Linked DNA regions of Mus musculus: region 1 is linked to region 2. The links are chromatin contacts, found by Hi-C or POLR2A ChIA-PET in ENCODE. All regions are on one chromosome and are shown on one strand. The core of a region is the stretch at or near the end of the contact, and the rest is flanking DNA. Distances in the headings are between cores, read along the strand shown. Region 1 overlaps Wdfy2 (WD repeat and FYVE domain containing 2). Region 2 holds the start of 4931440J10Rik (RIKEN cDNA 4931440J10 gene).

Region 1 (7,725 bases), core at 1,118-3,617, 91 kb after region 2:
TATGTGTGTGTGTGTGTGTGTGTGTGTCTGTGTGTGTGTGTGTGTGTTTAAAAAGTCTACTACAGGTTCTTTTATGAAATTGGGTGCTCTGGTTGGTGCATATATATTTAGAATGATAATATCTTGTGGGTGGATTTTTTTCCTCTAATGAAGCTAAAATGCTCCTCCTTATGTCCTTTGACTAGTTTTGTTTGAGGTGTAGTTCACCAGATATTAGTAAAGCTACACCAACACGTTCTTAGTTCCATTTATTTGGAATACCATTTTCCATTCTTTTATCTTAAGGTGGTGTCTGCTGTTGATAGTGAGATATGTTTCTTAGCAGCAGAAAAAAGAAAGGTGGATCCTATTTTGTAATCCAAACTGGTAGTAGTCTATGTATTTTTACTGGAGAATTGAGACCATCAATATTCAGAGTTAGTATTGAAAGGCACATGAATTGTCTGGTTTTTTTTGCTTTGTTTTGTTTTGTTTTTTTGTTTTTTTTTCTTCTTCTATTTCTATCCAGGTCATAACCAAGGACATTTCCAGCTACTGGCCAAGGACATAAACCTTGGTTCCTTTTCCTAAATCTGCTTGACCAGTTTCTATCTCCCTTTCTTTCCATTGACGTCTTTCTGTCTCACAGACTTCATTGTACTTTTCAAGGCAGTCTCTCATTGAAGCTGGAATTCACTGATTGGCTAGACTGGCTGGTCAATAATTGTCAGGAATCCTCCTTTCCTACCTCCCCAGTTTTGGGCTGAGTAATTTTGTTCTGCTAAGGCTGGCAAGCATAGGAGACAGTTTAGTATGCTGGGGCCCCAATGTGGTTTTGGGCTATGTGCACTCCCTCTCTTGTACTAATGCACTTGGTAGCCTACTTTTCACTTACAAGTACTATATTCACTCATTCCCTTCCCAACAACACATCTGACAACTTAGTCTCCTACTTGCATTAGGTACACACATGCCATTTCTCAAACAATAGTGTCAGCTTTTCTAACCCTGATAGCAATCAAGCTTGCAGTTTCTATTCAAGTGTATTCTCAGCATATCTGGGTGTGAATACTAGAAGGACTAATCTAACCCGAACTAGTTTGAGATGTAGGTGTACAGTAAAGCAAACTGTGTCCTCCTTTTACCTTTTTATTGCCTGTACATAACTGGTCATGCATATGTTGAAATCAGGTATATTATAGAAAGGGTTGTGCACAGTAAGAAAAGGGAGTATAGAACCCAATCTATCAGTAATGTCAGAGAACCACCCAAGCTATGTGCCTTAGTAGAAGCAGCCCCCCTCTCTCTTTAGACCCCATAAAAAGAGACCCCAGGCAGTAGCCTGGGCCCTAGAATAGCCTCATTCCTGTGGTCTGCTAGCAATCTTGACAGCATGTCTTTTTAAATCTGTACTATTGTTTTGCTCCAAATAAAGTTCCCTTGCTTCCTCTGAAGATCTAAGTGTGTCCTTATTTTCAATCCTTTGCTAAGAGGTGCTTTGTTTAAGGAGACCATCTACTAGTTACCTTGAAAATTTATCGAGATGCCATGGGATACCTGCCTATAAGTTATTGGCCAGAGAGACCCTAGACGAACCTCAGCCTGTTGCCATAGCTCTTGATTACCCACTGGAACTAGATGGAAAGATCCTATTGCTGAAGATACAACACATTGGTTGTGGACATATAGAGAAACCAAACCAGAACTGACCTTAAAACTTCCTCTGTTGGCTAGCTACCATAGTGCTGGAAGGGACTATCTGGCCATATGAGGAGAAGAGCTATCCATAATATTACCCATTGGTGAACTGACTTGCTAAGGCAAGATGTGCCCACTGGTGTAGTAGTGGCCTGGCTGTTATAGTGAGAGGTGGCTAACCAACCACTTTTGAATTGGATTTGAGGTCTGCTTCACAGGAAATAATTCTTTTGCCTTGTACTATAAGTCTGGTCAAAGGCCCTAGAGGAGAGCATTACTGTTGTTGCCTTGCTATATGAACATGTTGTCATGCCTTCTAAATATTTATATTTATATCCTAGATTAGTGGCTGCTGCCCTCAGCCTTGGCCAGACAAGCTTCTCTCTATAGTGCTCAACAGTTAATGCAGAGACACCATAAATAGTCAAAGTGCTGAGACTTAAGTGACTACTTAGTGCTTAACCATAAGTAGGACATCTGTGTTTCACATCTCCTCCCCCAGGTCTCAAGGAACGTCATAGAAAAGGAGGGCGGAAAGAATGTAAGAAGAGCCAGAGGGTGGGGAGGAGTGCTGTGTAATGTTGTCTTCTGGGAACCGACAGGGCCACTGCACTCCTGAGCTCACTGAAGCCGTGGTTGCCTGTACAAAACCAAGCCAGCAGGATCAGCCAGTGTTCAGTCCTGCAGCACTAATTAGACTCTGTGGATTACAGAGAGCGGGAGGGAGGAGAGGGATGACTGCAGTGTGTGTGTCCGCCCACACCTCACTGAGGAGGCAGAGCAAGATGGATCTCTGTGAGTTTGAGGCCAGCTTGGTCTACAAAGGAGTTCCAGGACAGCCAGAGCTCTGTTATACAGAAAACCCTGTCTTGAAAAACAAACAAACAAACAAACAAACAACCCTCCAAGTGATATATTGTTTAAATTATTACATTGCCAAAGAATAACTAAAAGGTATTCTCTTAATAAAGAAAAAAGAAAGTTCTTAAGATTGCCTTGGTGATTTCATGAGGTGTGAAATGCATGCATTCAATGTGTGGTGAACTAGCAGCTCAGTTCATGAGGACACCGGGGTGAGTTCAGTGGGAAGCTCCGGGGCGTGCGACTTGGAGCTGCATTCTGGGTCTAATGCAGAATGCACGGTGTTTTGTTATCTTCCCAGGAAAGAGAGGCCTTATTTGGCTTTCGGTTTAAGAGAGAACACAGTCTGTTGAGGTGAGGAAGACATGGTGTCAGGAGCATGAGCTGGCCACACCTCCTCTGCGGTCCCAAGCAGAGGTGAATGCTGGCACTCAACACTGTCTCTCTTCTTCACTTTCTATTGAGCTCAGGACCCCAGCCCATGAGGTGGTGCTGCCCACATCCAGAGTGGTCTTGCCTCCTCAGTTAACGCTTTCAGAAAACCTGACAGACATCCCAGAGGTGTGTTTCCACTGTTGATTCTAAATCCAGCCAGGTTAACATAGAGAGTGCATGGCACCCCCTCATCTCACTAGCGGAGGGCTAGCTGCAGCCTCCATTTGAACTCAAGAATTGTGTTATGATTGCTGTCTGTATAAAGAGAATTCTTTGAAATAGAAATGTAAGCAGTGAGTTAATCCGGCGGCTGTATTTCTTTACCTTTGCCAGTTCCTAATAACCACGCAGAGAAACCCAAGATTGATTTCAAGCTGCATCTCAGTACTGAGCAGTCAAATGATCTGTAATAACCCCGTGCTCATCTGGCTCCCTCCCAGCCTCATCCCGTGATCCTTGCATATTTTTATTGATCTGGCTTTTGGGCTTCCGATGTTTTTTACTCATGGTGGCTTCTCAGACCTTCTATGATGGATCTGAATCCTCCCTCCCTCCTTCCCCTGGCTGGAGGAAGCTTCCGCTGTATTCTGTCTTCTGCCCAGCCATTGGGTGATCAGCATTTATTGACAGGGCAGAGTAAAAGGTAAGAATGTTTACACAAACTTGAAACAGGAGATTCTTGACTTAAGCGTTACAGTGCCATGTCCAGATTGAAACGAGATGTGAGGGAGAGAAGTGGCATTCGAATAGCACAAGGATAACCTTTACACAGTGCACAAATGCATTATGCCTGCAGTGTGTCCCAAGCTCATTTGTCCTTCCTTAGGGTAACAGTCAACTGTCTAATTCATTCCACTGGTGGTAAATGTAATAAGCTTTTGAAAGGGATATCTTAGCTGGGCAGTGGTGTCACAAGCCTTTTTAATTCCAGCTCTCAGGAGTTCGATGCCAGCCTGGTCTACAGGGTGAGTTTCAGGACAGCCAGGGATACACAGAGGTGAAACCCTGTCTCAAACAAACAAATACACAAACAAAACAGAAAACAAAAAGTCTTTAGCTGTTTTTTTTTCCCTCCCCATGTGTCCTGATGAGAGTGCTTTAGCACCAAGAGAACCACAGGTGACACCTGTCAATGCTGGTCTGCCTTCCAGACAGGCAGGAGGAGAGCAGAAGGCAGAGGCATCCGTCAACTGCACCTGTGCTCGTTCCGAGCTTCCTGGAAGCTCAGTCAGTGACTTCTGCTCACATCTCCTTAACCAGAAGTGTCTCAGCCCTCACTCACACAGGCTGGCCCATGCCCCCCTCAGTGTAATTTGGTGGGAAAAAGTTTTGAGAAGAATTTATACCATTGTTGTCTATAAAACTAGAGGGACTTGGGAAGAATAGAATATCTGAACATTTATTGGAAGCCTGCTTCACACTGACACAGTGCTGGTTCCTGTAGAGTGACAGCGCTCTGAGAGGCTGTATAGACATTTAAATATGAGATTAAATAAGCTTAGTTAGGACCCAAAGAGCCAAAAGGGGAGAATTAATTGTATTATTTGTGAAAATATTCACTTAGCTGACATAAGCTTAGAGTTAATTTAAAGAATGATGTCTTGAAATCCTGAAATTATAACAGGAAATTTCGGAAAGTATAAGCTACATTCATTTTAAAAAGTCAATGTTAAAAGCCAGTCTTATAAATGAGAGCCTGGAGGAAAATATATTTGTAATATATATTTAAAACTATGATTGTTCAAAATACAGTCCCTATAAATAAATAATAATAAAAACTAAATTTTACTGAAAATCTGAACACAAAGACATTACAAAAATGTTGGATATAAATAATTGGACATTAGAACGTCAAAGAAACACTGAAACACCACTGAGATTCTAGTCTTAGCAGATGTTTTAAAAATTGTTATTTTCCAGTCTTGTAATGCTCTGAAGAGAAAGGGGCCCTCCGTCATCTTGGAAACCGTTGGGCTGCACATCCTGACTAATGCATACAGCATAGCCTCCGGCTGGGCATGTTTCAGACAGTGGCGATCATGGTTTCACACTGTGATTAAGAAAGGGTGAGACAAGCTTTGTGTCTGGGAAGGCATGGATAGCTCAATTGTTTGGGCCAGGCAGTTATTAACAGGTAACTAACAGTGCAGTAATTAACAACAGCATTGACTATGGGCTATTAAATAAGCAGGTTGCAGAATAATGTGTAAGCTGTTTTGTGTCCTCTCTTAAATTCCATGTCCACCTAAAAACATGTAGAAGTCTTGTTAATGGTTTTTGTTTGAAACAAGATCTCATTGTATAGTCCTGGCAGTCCTAGAACTCACTGTGCAGACCAGGCTGGCCTTGAACTCAGAGATCTGCCTGCCTCTGCCTCCCAGTGCTGGAATGACAGGCCTGTGCCACTACTCCCCGTCATTGTTCATTTTTGATGCTTATTGTTTTGAATTTTTAAGGTTTTACTCTATGTGTATGAATGTTTGACCTGCAGGTATATGTATGAACTTTGTGAGTGCCTGGTACCCAAAACGGTCAGAACAAGGCATCAGATCCCCTGGGCCTGGAGTTCTGGATGGTTGTAAGCCATATGGGTGCTGGGAACTCTGCAAGAGAAGCCTGAGCTTTTAACCACCGAGCCATCTCTCCAGCTCCATACTTGAAAGTTTTGTAAGGATAAATTGACGTGTGTATTTTGCAGGAATGAGCCACCAGTTCTTTGATTAGCAGTCACCTTTCTAAAGGAAGAGTGTTTGAAAATAAGAGGACGTCAAGGCTTGATTCCTCAAATGTTAGAATGCAGAAAGTGAATTTATTTTTGATTTGGTTTTTTGGTTTTTCAAGACAGGGTTTCTCTCTGCAGTCTTTGCTGTTCTGGAACTTGCTCTGTAGACCAGACCTTGAACACTAGAGATTTGCCTGCCTCTGCCTACAGAGTGCTGGGGTTAAAGGCGTGAGCCACTACCACCTGGCCAGAAAGTGATGCTCTGACTTGCCTTCTGGGAGTGGAAGGGGGGCGTATGGAAGGTGTGGTAGAGACTTAAATTCTCAGAGAAAAGCCATCTTCTTTCAGTTCACCTCACAGTTTTCGTGTCAACTTGAGGCTGGGCTGGAGCTGAAGTGCAGTTAACAGACAACTTGCTTTTGGTCATGGTGTTTATCAGCAAAGAAAGCAAAGACAACCGGCGTGTTCAGTTCATTTTGAGACAAAAAGTAGGACTAATTTGTCAGACTGTCATATTGAAAAGATACAGCTCTTGGGGGCCTCGTACATCAAAGATTTTTTTCTCACCAATGAATGGTCCGCCACAGAACTGATAGGCAAGCAAGCCATAAGCAGCTTGAGCAGAGCCTTCCCACAGGGCCAGGAAGAGGGTTTGGGAGCATCTGCATTTCCCTGCAGGGGCCCCTGTAGGGTGTGGCAGACCAGGAAGGCATTGCTCACCTCAGAGACCGACAGTGTTTGCACAGTTGCTGTGCGCATGCAGGTCAGTGCGCAGGTCTGTACCCCTGTGATGTCTCCGAGTGTTAACTTATTCTCTCTGGGAACTTCTTCTCTCCTTTCTGACCGTTCCTTTCCCATAATCCTCCTATTCTTTTTATTCTTTCCGTCCCCAGGAACTCTGCTCTTTTATTCTTTCCTTTCATTCCTGCTCTCTCATAAATGAAGTTATTTCAGGACTTCCCGTTCCTCACCATGGAATATTCACAATAGATCGTTCCCCAGAATTCAAGAGGACACGTAGGAAATCTCAGTTGCCACGTGAAAGCAGCGGGCTGCATCTCAAGACTCGTTATGCGTTATGCCCATAGACTTCCTCGGCTGAGATATGCAGTCGAGCTGTCGGAGCCCTGAATTTTCCATGCTCAATTCTCTGACTTACTGCTTTAATTTTTCTTCTTTAGTCATTTAGCTGGAAAAAGCTTTTAAAGGGTCTTTACTACATTTCAAACTCTTAATAAAGATGAAGCTGCCTGTGTGTTACTCCCCCACCATTATCCAACAGTCTTGGTCTGACCATAGAAATACAGTCCTATAATGAAACCAGTCACTTAGGCTGCTGTGAAATGCTCTTAGATAAAACATCTTTGTTGATGTATTTTAGTATTTTAGTGTCCAAATGTGGAATGATTTGTCAGGACAGGATGTTGAGTCAAAATGTAGCTCCCCCCCTCCCCCGGGTTTATTGCTGTATTTTTGGCAGCTCTTCCTTAGGCATATCAGATCAGGGAAGAGGATTAGTGCACATGCACATATGCCTCACATTTGAGCTCTGCTTCTATGCTAGAACGGTACTTGAAGGACTTAGGTTAGTGGATGGCTGTCCTCACATGGCTGACAGTGGTACTGGTGATAAATTAAGGATCAAGATGGTGCTTACTCGGTCTGTTAATAGCTGCTGAATGTCTTGAGGGCAGGGATTGTATCCTGTACTACTGTGAGCCATGGTGGTGGTTCATGATTGATGTATGTCCTGTAAGTTACAGATTTTCCCTGACTTACAGTAGGAGTGTGTTTCCATGATTATGGGAAAGCACATGAAACAATCTAAGAGCTGATTTCCTGAAGAACAGAGAGGATTTAAAGACAGGGAAAGGAAGAAAAGAGAGGAAAGAGAAACTCCTGGTGCCCATCATTAGTAGAAAATAAAGTCAAACACATTGATTGCCCTGAGCTGCCTACCATCCTAGTTCAACAACGCTGATGTGGTCTCAGCTGTTTACCGGCATGCTTTTGACTGGGCACTGCCGTTG
Region 2 (7,173 bases), core at 2,589-5,088:
CTAACTACCAAGTATTTAAAAGGACTGCTATATAGGTAGAACAATTGTTAGTGGAATATTCAAGGTGTTTGAGAAAATTATTCAAGAATCCTTTTTGCTCAGCTATTTTTAACCTTACAATTCTGAGTATCCTATCTAATTAAGCATACTAAGTTGGGAGCTACAGAGATGGCTCAGGAGTTATGGAACACTGGCTGTTCATCCAGAGGTTCTGAGTTCAATTTCCAGCACCCACTCAGAACCATCTAATAAATGCTCTCTTTGATGCTCTCTTCTGGCATGCAGGTGTACATGCAGCAGAGCACTCATATACATAAAATAATTTTTCAAAAAGAATACTAAGTTAATAAATGTAATACAGCAGAGCAAGCAGGGCCAGAGTGAAAGTGAAGGGGAGGAAAAGGGAAAAATAAATAAATAAATAAATAAATAAATGCAATAAATGTAATACAGAAATATGTGTTCTTGCTATTGATTATATGAAATCACCTATGTGTCTGTATGTCTACAAAAAAGGGTTACTGGTGTAAATATATAAATGTGTACAGTTAACCCATATTTAAGAAAATGATTTGGAACTATATTAAGCTGTATAGATGCTCTATAAAAGGAACATGCTGTTTCCAGCTAATTCACCTTCTCTCATTCTCTCCAACTATTGAGAATATATCCAGTATTCCTACTATTCAGCATGAAATGCTTATATATATAAAAAAAAAATACTAGGGTTACAGAATAAACCCATCCTACAAGTTATTTTCCAAATATCCAAATGATATTTAGTATTAAATATTTCAACCATCCAAACTTCTAATAATCTTTGTATAAATGGGAAATACCAAATACTTAAATAAACAAAAATGGTTCTATGATGAAAAAAAATCCAGAAGCATGTTTCCTTCAAGGTAGACTTTACTCAAATAAAAACTGCTATTTATTTAGAAATCATTGCTTCTTAAATTATTTTAATGCTAGTTTCATTATTAGTTCAGGATATAAGCAAAAGCATTACTATCACTTCTTGAACCCTAGCTGACTCACTCCAGTAACTAAGAGGCAGCATCCTTGCTGCCTGGCAATGAGAGCATCACAATCTCCAGGGCTTTCTTCCTTCTGGTCAAAGTGATACAGCACAGGTCTCCCTGCAGCCTTAAACTTCCTACAAAAGTATACAAATGCCCTCAAATCTCTCCGTGGCAAACAATCCTCCTAAAGGACTTTATGCCACGTTTTAAAAATATGAGAGGTGGACATATCCAAATGTCCTTCTCTCTTATGAAATGTGACACAGAAAAACAGGAAATTGATAGTTCTATAACACACGACCTGACAAACGAAATAAAGGAACTAAATAGCAAGTTTCAAAGGTGTCTTTGAACTCAGTAACCTTGGATTAAAATGTTAAATGATAAAGACAGTAGCATTATAGCCAACAAAGGAAAAAAACTGCTTTTACAAAAACTGACCAACAAGTGGCAAAGAGTTATAAAGTAACAACAACAAAAATGTACGTTAAAATGATTACCTATTTAAATGATGGAAATGATTTCCAGAGAAATCTGATTTGTAATGCATACTTTAAATGCTGTAAGACCAAAATCAATCATTTCTAAAGATGTTTAAGAATTATCCCCAAGTGAGGCATATAGCTTGAAGTCACAGAAAAAAATTCTTTAAAATGTTCAAAATTCACGAGAACTGTGCATTATGGAACTTGGGAAAAGTATATAACATATATTCCTAAATATAGCATTATGGTAATAGTGCTTTGCGTACTGAAGTCCTTGGGTGTAATATTATTCCTTGTGTACACCACTGCATATCCTTTGGCATCTTGCATTTCTAGGAGAGCAATGTCCTAAGTTAGTAACATTGGTCAATGACTGTTGTGACTTAAAGCTCTTGTCCCATCCTCACAGATGAAAAAAGCAACCTTAGGGAGCTTCAGGAAGACAGGCAAATTTTCATGTTTTGCAGAAAACATCTTCCCAAGGGTTTAGAATTTTTAAACTTTAGAACTTCTGAATCTGTCATTGATTTCAAGCTTCGTACTGAATGCAGTCAACCAGTTACTGCACACCACTGAAAACTCTTGCCTGAGTTTACAATCGAGGTTAAGCTAAACCCTTGTCTAAAAATCATTTCTTCCAATATCTTTATAATATAGAAGCAACTACGAAGTCAGCTAATGGCTGTGGCCCATTCAATGGTTGCATATGTGCCTACAGGAAACTCAGACTGATACATTGAGGCAGGACACCTTCCCTTTTATGTCTTTTTTATGAACTCTGAGGGACTGAAACCAAATGTGTGTCAACTTTCTAGCCAAGAATTCAGATTTGAATTCTGAATGCAAATACATTTAAAGGGGCGTGGGGGATATGCGGCCATAATACCTTAGATGTTTTGAACGGTGTGCACTGTTGTTCAACCTCCAATGTTTTATACTTGCATTCCATGTTACATACTTTTGGACTGGATTGTGGTTTTGTACACAAAAATAAAAACAACTCTTTTCTACCTTAGTATTCAACCTACCTGCCCATAGTTGTCTATGCCAGTTACTAATCTATTTAAATTTAACAAATCAAAAGCTGTCCTTAGGGATTGGCCAAGAGTCGTAAGTCCTTCTGCCTGAAGGTTTTTCAGTTCATTCATAAACGTTGCATGGTTTTCTTTCCATCCAGCCTGAAAAGAAAGATGTAAGATTTTTTTTTTTATCATTTGAAGTCATGTACACACATGGACACCGATTACAATGTGATGTCCACCAAGTAGGTATTCCATTTCAGGTTTGCATATTTAACTTCACTTTTGCTTGATATGGCTTGGGGAATGTGTTATAACTGTTGTCTCTGGTGAGGAAACTCTTCCAAAGGTGGCCAAGAATGAACCTGCTTGCCCTACACCTTTTGTTAAGTTAACAACCGTCTTAATACTTTAATAACTTCACTGGGAAATTTGCTAACATAACATCCTCCAAATTGTGTGCAAGGGACGGGTGTTGCGACGGTGCTAGTGGGAGGCAGATGGCAGCAGGACTTCTTAAGTTGACCACAGCTGTCCCACCGATCGGTGGCCTTCCTAGTTCCACTCTGTGATGACCAAGTCTCGAAGCCCCCCTCCAGGCTTCCCTGCCAGCTTTGGCTGATTCCCTTTTAATGCAAACCCGGGCTAGGCAAGGCTGGGCCCCGCTGTCACTCGGGCTAACTTGAATAAATATCCCCCACAGTTCATTGCTGCCGCTCACGCCGCGGAGGGGAAATGTCGGCCATGTTGATCGTAGCGCCTCCGCCGCCAGGCCGAGCAGGACCCGGAGGGGACGGCGGTGGGCCAGAAACTGCCACCTCGCTGACGCTCCCGGGCTGGGGAGGGGTGGGAGGCCGCGGGGAAGGGACCTGGAGGCGGGAGCGGCCGTGGGGGAGGGGAGCATAATGAAGAGGGGGCGGGGAGGGCGAGCTAGGCAGGATCAGGGAAGGGAGGGGGAGGGCGAGGGCTGTTACCTTGATAGCATAGGGCGGCTCTTCGAAAGTGACCAGCATATACCTGTCTCCTCTGCTGGCAGGGTCCCGGGCACGGAGCTGCGGGCCAGGGTGGGGACGGGCGGGAGAGAGGGAAACACAGAGGCGAGGTTACCAGTCGCAGAAGGGTCGCTGGCCGCCCCCACAGTACCGCACACGCAGGGCCGTCCCTCCGCCGCCCCCCGCACCCACAGCAGCCCCACATGGGCCAGGCCCAGCAGAGCCCGCTCCCAGCGCCCGCCCGCCCGCGCGGTGGGGGAGGGGTCCCCGCGCCCGCGGAGCCCGCAGTAAACCCGCTGCCCCCCGCCCTGCCCCCCGCGGGCCACCGGGTCCGGGTCACCACCGGGGCTGGGTTAGTCGGTACCTTCATGAAGGTCTCTACCGCGCCTTTGGCCGTGTCCAGGTAGGTGGTGCCCAGATGGCTGCGCTGGTTCATAGAGGCAGACGTGTCTATCAGGAACAGTAAGATGGGCATAGTGCTGGCCGGGGACACCGGGGCCCGAGGTGGTGAAGAGATGGCAGAGGTGGAAGCACCGGCGGCGGCGGCGGCAACCGCCGATACGCGGGGCGGGGAACGCGGCCCCCGGGAGGAAAACACCAGCTATGGGGAGTTTCTCCCCCGATAGTTGAGAGGAAACTCCCCAGCCCAGGTCCTCCCGGCCGTACCCCCGCCTCCGGCCTGCCTGCCCGCTGGGGCGGCCGCGCGGCCGTCTGTCCGTCCGTCCCCCCCGGCCTGGGGGTCCCGTCCCCACTCCCGGACCCTGTGTGTGTCCCCGCGGGAGACGGGCCCAGTTCCCCACCCCACCCCCAGTGCAGGGAGTGGGGACCAGGGATCTGGCGAAGAGGGGAGTGGGCTGAGGGGAGATTGGCCCTGGGGCTGTTGAGAGAAGTTTGAGAGACTCCCTCCGCACCCCAGCGGTGTCACCACTTTCTCAGCCCCTCTCGCTACTGAAGCGCTTTTCTCTCTCACACTCCGGTTTTAACTCGGGCAGGGGCTACGTAGGCTCCGCCCCTGACACGTACTCGGGTCATGTGATCCACAGGCCCACTGCCCTATTGGCTGGTCCTTACAGCCTCATTAGCATATTCAAACAGCTCAGGGGCGGGGGAAGCCTGCAGGCCGACCGAGAGGACAGTTATTGAGCACGCGCGGAGGCGGGGCAGCGGGTGCACGCTAGAGCCAGCGCGCAAGGGGCGGCGGGCGGCCCGAAGCCCGCAGCCGGGAGGCGGGCTTCGGGAAGGGGCGGGGACAGGCCGCGGAAGCACCGCGGGTTGGGGCGGGGACTGCGTCGGCGCGCGGAGGGCGGGCAGCGGCCCTAGGCGTGTGTGTCAAGGCGGCCGGCCTTTTGGCTGTGCGCGGTGACAGGGTCGGGAGAAGGGAAGTGGAAGCCGCCCCCAACCTGTGGGTGAGGGCCCTGCGTCGCGATTTGAGAACGCAGGGCCAAGAAGGGTGAACGGACGAAGAATACGGGAGCGCGCAGGCCCACGCGGCTGCAGCAGGCCGGGCCTTGGGGCGGCCCGGAGGGGGCGGGGGAGGGGAAGTGAGAGGTTGTTTATGACCTGGTATTAATCCCCGCCGGTCTTTCGGCTCCGGCTCTAGCCGGTCAGAGGATCCACCGAAAAGGAAGCCAGCCCTGGAGTGCCTCACCCAACCCTGCAAACCCGAAGCGGAACTCAGATGTGGACTAGTAAAGCAACTGTCCTCTCCAACCTAGTTCTCTCTTCAAATCGTGTTAAGGCACTAGACTAGATTAAGAAATGAAAGGGGGGCCTTCCAAATCCTAATCCACTGCCCTCGTTTTAAAAGTGAAAAGGGATGACCACGTTGCGCAGGTGACCCAGAGAATAGATAGGTTCCTGGGAAACCCGCCTCTCAAGTCTTTGCCAGTGTTGTGTCGGAAAACATTCTCAACCCCTGTCATATTAAGTCTTCAGTCTGCACCTGCAAGTCCGGAGAATTGTTCTCAAATGTAGTTGGGAAACTGCAAGACCCGCTGCCTGAAATATGAGTTGAATTCGGAACATTGAGGCCTTTTAAGAGTCGGTATTTGTAGGGCTTCTCCCACTGGCCCTGCATTTCCGGATTTTCTCTGCTGAAATTCTGGCCTGCTGGGCATCTGTAGTGACATGCTTGTGGCGCTTTTTTAAAATCAGGCTTTGTTGTTTGGGCTTTTCCTAATATTTCAAAAACAAAAGCCTCAGAACGTTGTTTAACTTATTATCAGTAAATAGTAGCATACTGTTCTATGGGAATAAACCATAGTACAGGCATGAGTTTATTAGAGAGTAAGACTATTAACTGATTAAATAACAACCAGGATGTGCTGCAGGCTAGTTATGCCTGGGGCTGGTAGAAATTAATATATGAATTGTGGTCCCTGTCTTCAAAGAGTTTGCAGTATTCGAAGAAAATATAAAAACGTTGAAAATCAGAAAATGATTATTGTAATTCGGGAAGAAAAAAACAATCCCTTAAATGGAGGGTGATAGGAATAGTTTCCAAGGTTTGTGTTTGTTGCTTAAGACTTCAGATCTCAAGAAGATCCTAATAAGAGATCAGTGACAATACAGAGTTGTTTTTGCAGCTCTGACATTTTTCTTTCCGTGTTAGTGCATAATTTTCAGAGAATTCGTCTCCCTTCTGGCCATGGCCTCTCAAATGTGTGTGAGTCCTGCCTGTCTGAAAACAGGCCATAATAATGTCTACTTCCTGTGTATTGTGGAATAGTATGAGCCCAATATGAGTTAAAGAAGCAACAGCAGCTGCTAGTGAAAAGAAAAAAGAGAAGAGAAAAATCAGGGCACTAAAAATGTGAAGAAAGCTTTGCTGATAGTCACAGCTAGGCAGAGGTACCAGCCAGCAAGGTTATCAGGCCCAGATAGCAGAATGCCTTTAGTCCAGAGAAAGAAATTTCCTCCTCCATATTAGGTTAGTTCTGATGGCGAGGAGGGAGGCTAAACCAAAACCATGTTTGAAGGAAATCAGATGAGTCTGATGATATAACATACTCCCATAATTAATATATCTTTTACAGTTATTTGAGATCATTTTCCAATTAAACCATGGCAGTTATTCCCTGAATCAGTGGTGTTGGCAGGTTGTCATCTAGGGTTGTTATGGACATGTGTGGTGAAGTTGCAGGTTAAATGCAAAGATCAGGAGAGACAAATCTTGAGAACTCACCTGGAGCAAATAACCAGAACCCATGCTTGTGATAGCACTGAAGACCAAAGATCAGATTTTCAGCCAGAAAGCTCAGAAGTTCTATATGACAAGGCCATTAAGTTGAACAGGAAATAGGATATATATGTCTATGTCTGTATATGTATTTATACAGCAGATACAAGTCAGAAACCAGGAGACATTGACAATCAGCCCTAGACAGAAATGGGCTACACTTACTCTGAAGTGACTGGTTTGCTTGGTTGGCGATGATGTAAGAGCAGTTCTTAGCTGGGACTCATGCATTAGCATTGCCTATAGAGCCTTAAAACATAATGCACCGAGTGTCCATACCAAGAGGAAGAAGGTCCAGTGCAGTTAGGGTAGGGGAGAGCAAGGAGGATAAGAGCGCTTGTCTCCTGGAGACCTGAGTTTGATCCCTGAAACCCACTTAGAAGGAGAGACAACACAATTATCCACACAATTATC

What was found. Hi-C counts contacts between places; a loop is a spot of excess contacts on that map. ChIA-PET counts read pairs that join two places held with the same protein, here RNA polymerase II (POLR2A).
Region 1: POLR2A ChIA-PET joins it to region 2 with 13 read pairs in Patski. The contact joins the enhancer-like site here to the promoter of 4931440J10Rik in region 2. A Hi-C loop is called at or near these places in 1 of 37 maps with a recorded cell type or tissue (mature B cell). POLR2A ChIA-PET finds 5 or more read pairs at or near these places in 3 of 5 experiments (Patski and embryonic stem cell).

Annotation. Positions count from the first base shown.
Region 1 is chr14:62,848,871-62,856,595 of GRCm38, forward strand. The region is part of intron 1 of Wdfy2 (WD repeat and FYVE domain containing 2); the gene reads left to right. Among named protein-coding and RNA genes, the nearest start is that of Mir6541, 13 kb to the right of the region's middle. Within about 2 kb of position 2,368, at least 2 of the 3 ENCODE cell types and tissues checked have a DNase peak (open chromatin) inside an H3K27ac peak, as active enhancers do.
Region 2 is chr14:62,756,663-62,763,835 of GRCm38, forward strand. 4931440J10Rik (RIKEN cDNA 4931440J10 gene) reads left to right here and starts at 3,839. Exons shown (of 7, transcript NR_045503.1): 1 at 3,839-3,924. It overlaps Ints6 (integrator complex subunit 6), which reads right to left and starts at 4,450. Exons shown (of 19, transcript NM_008715.2): 1 at 3,886-4,450; 2 at 3,504-3,581; 3 at 2,539-2,688. The coding sequence starts at 3,996.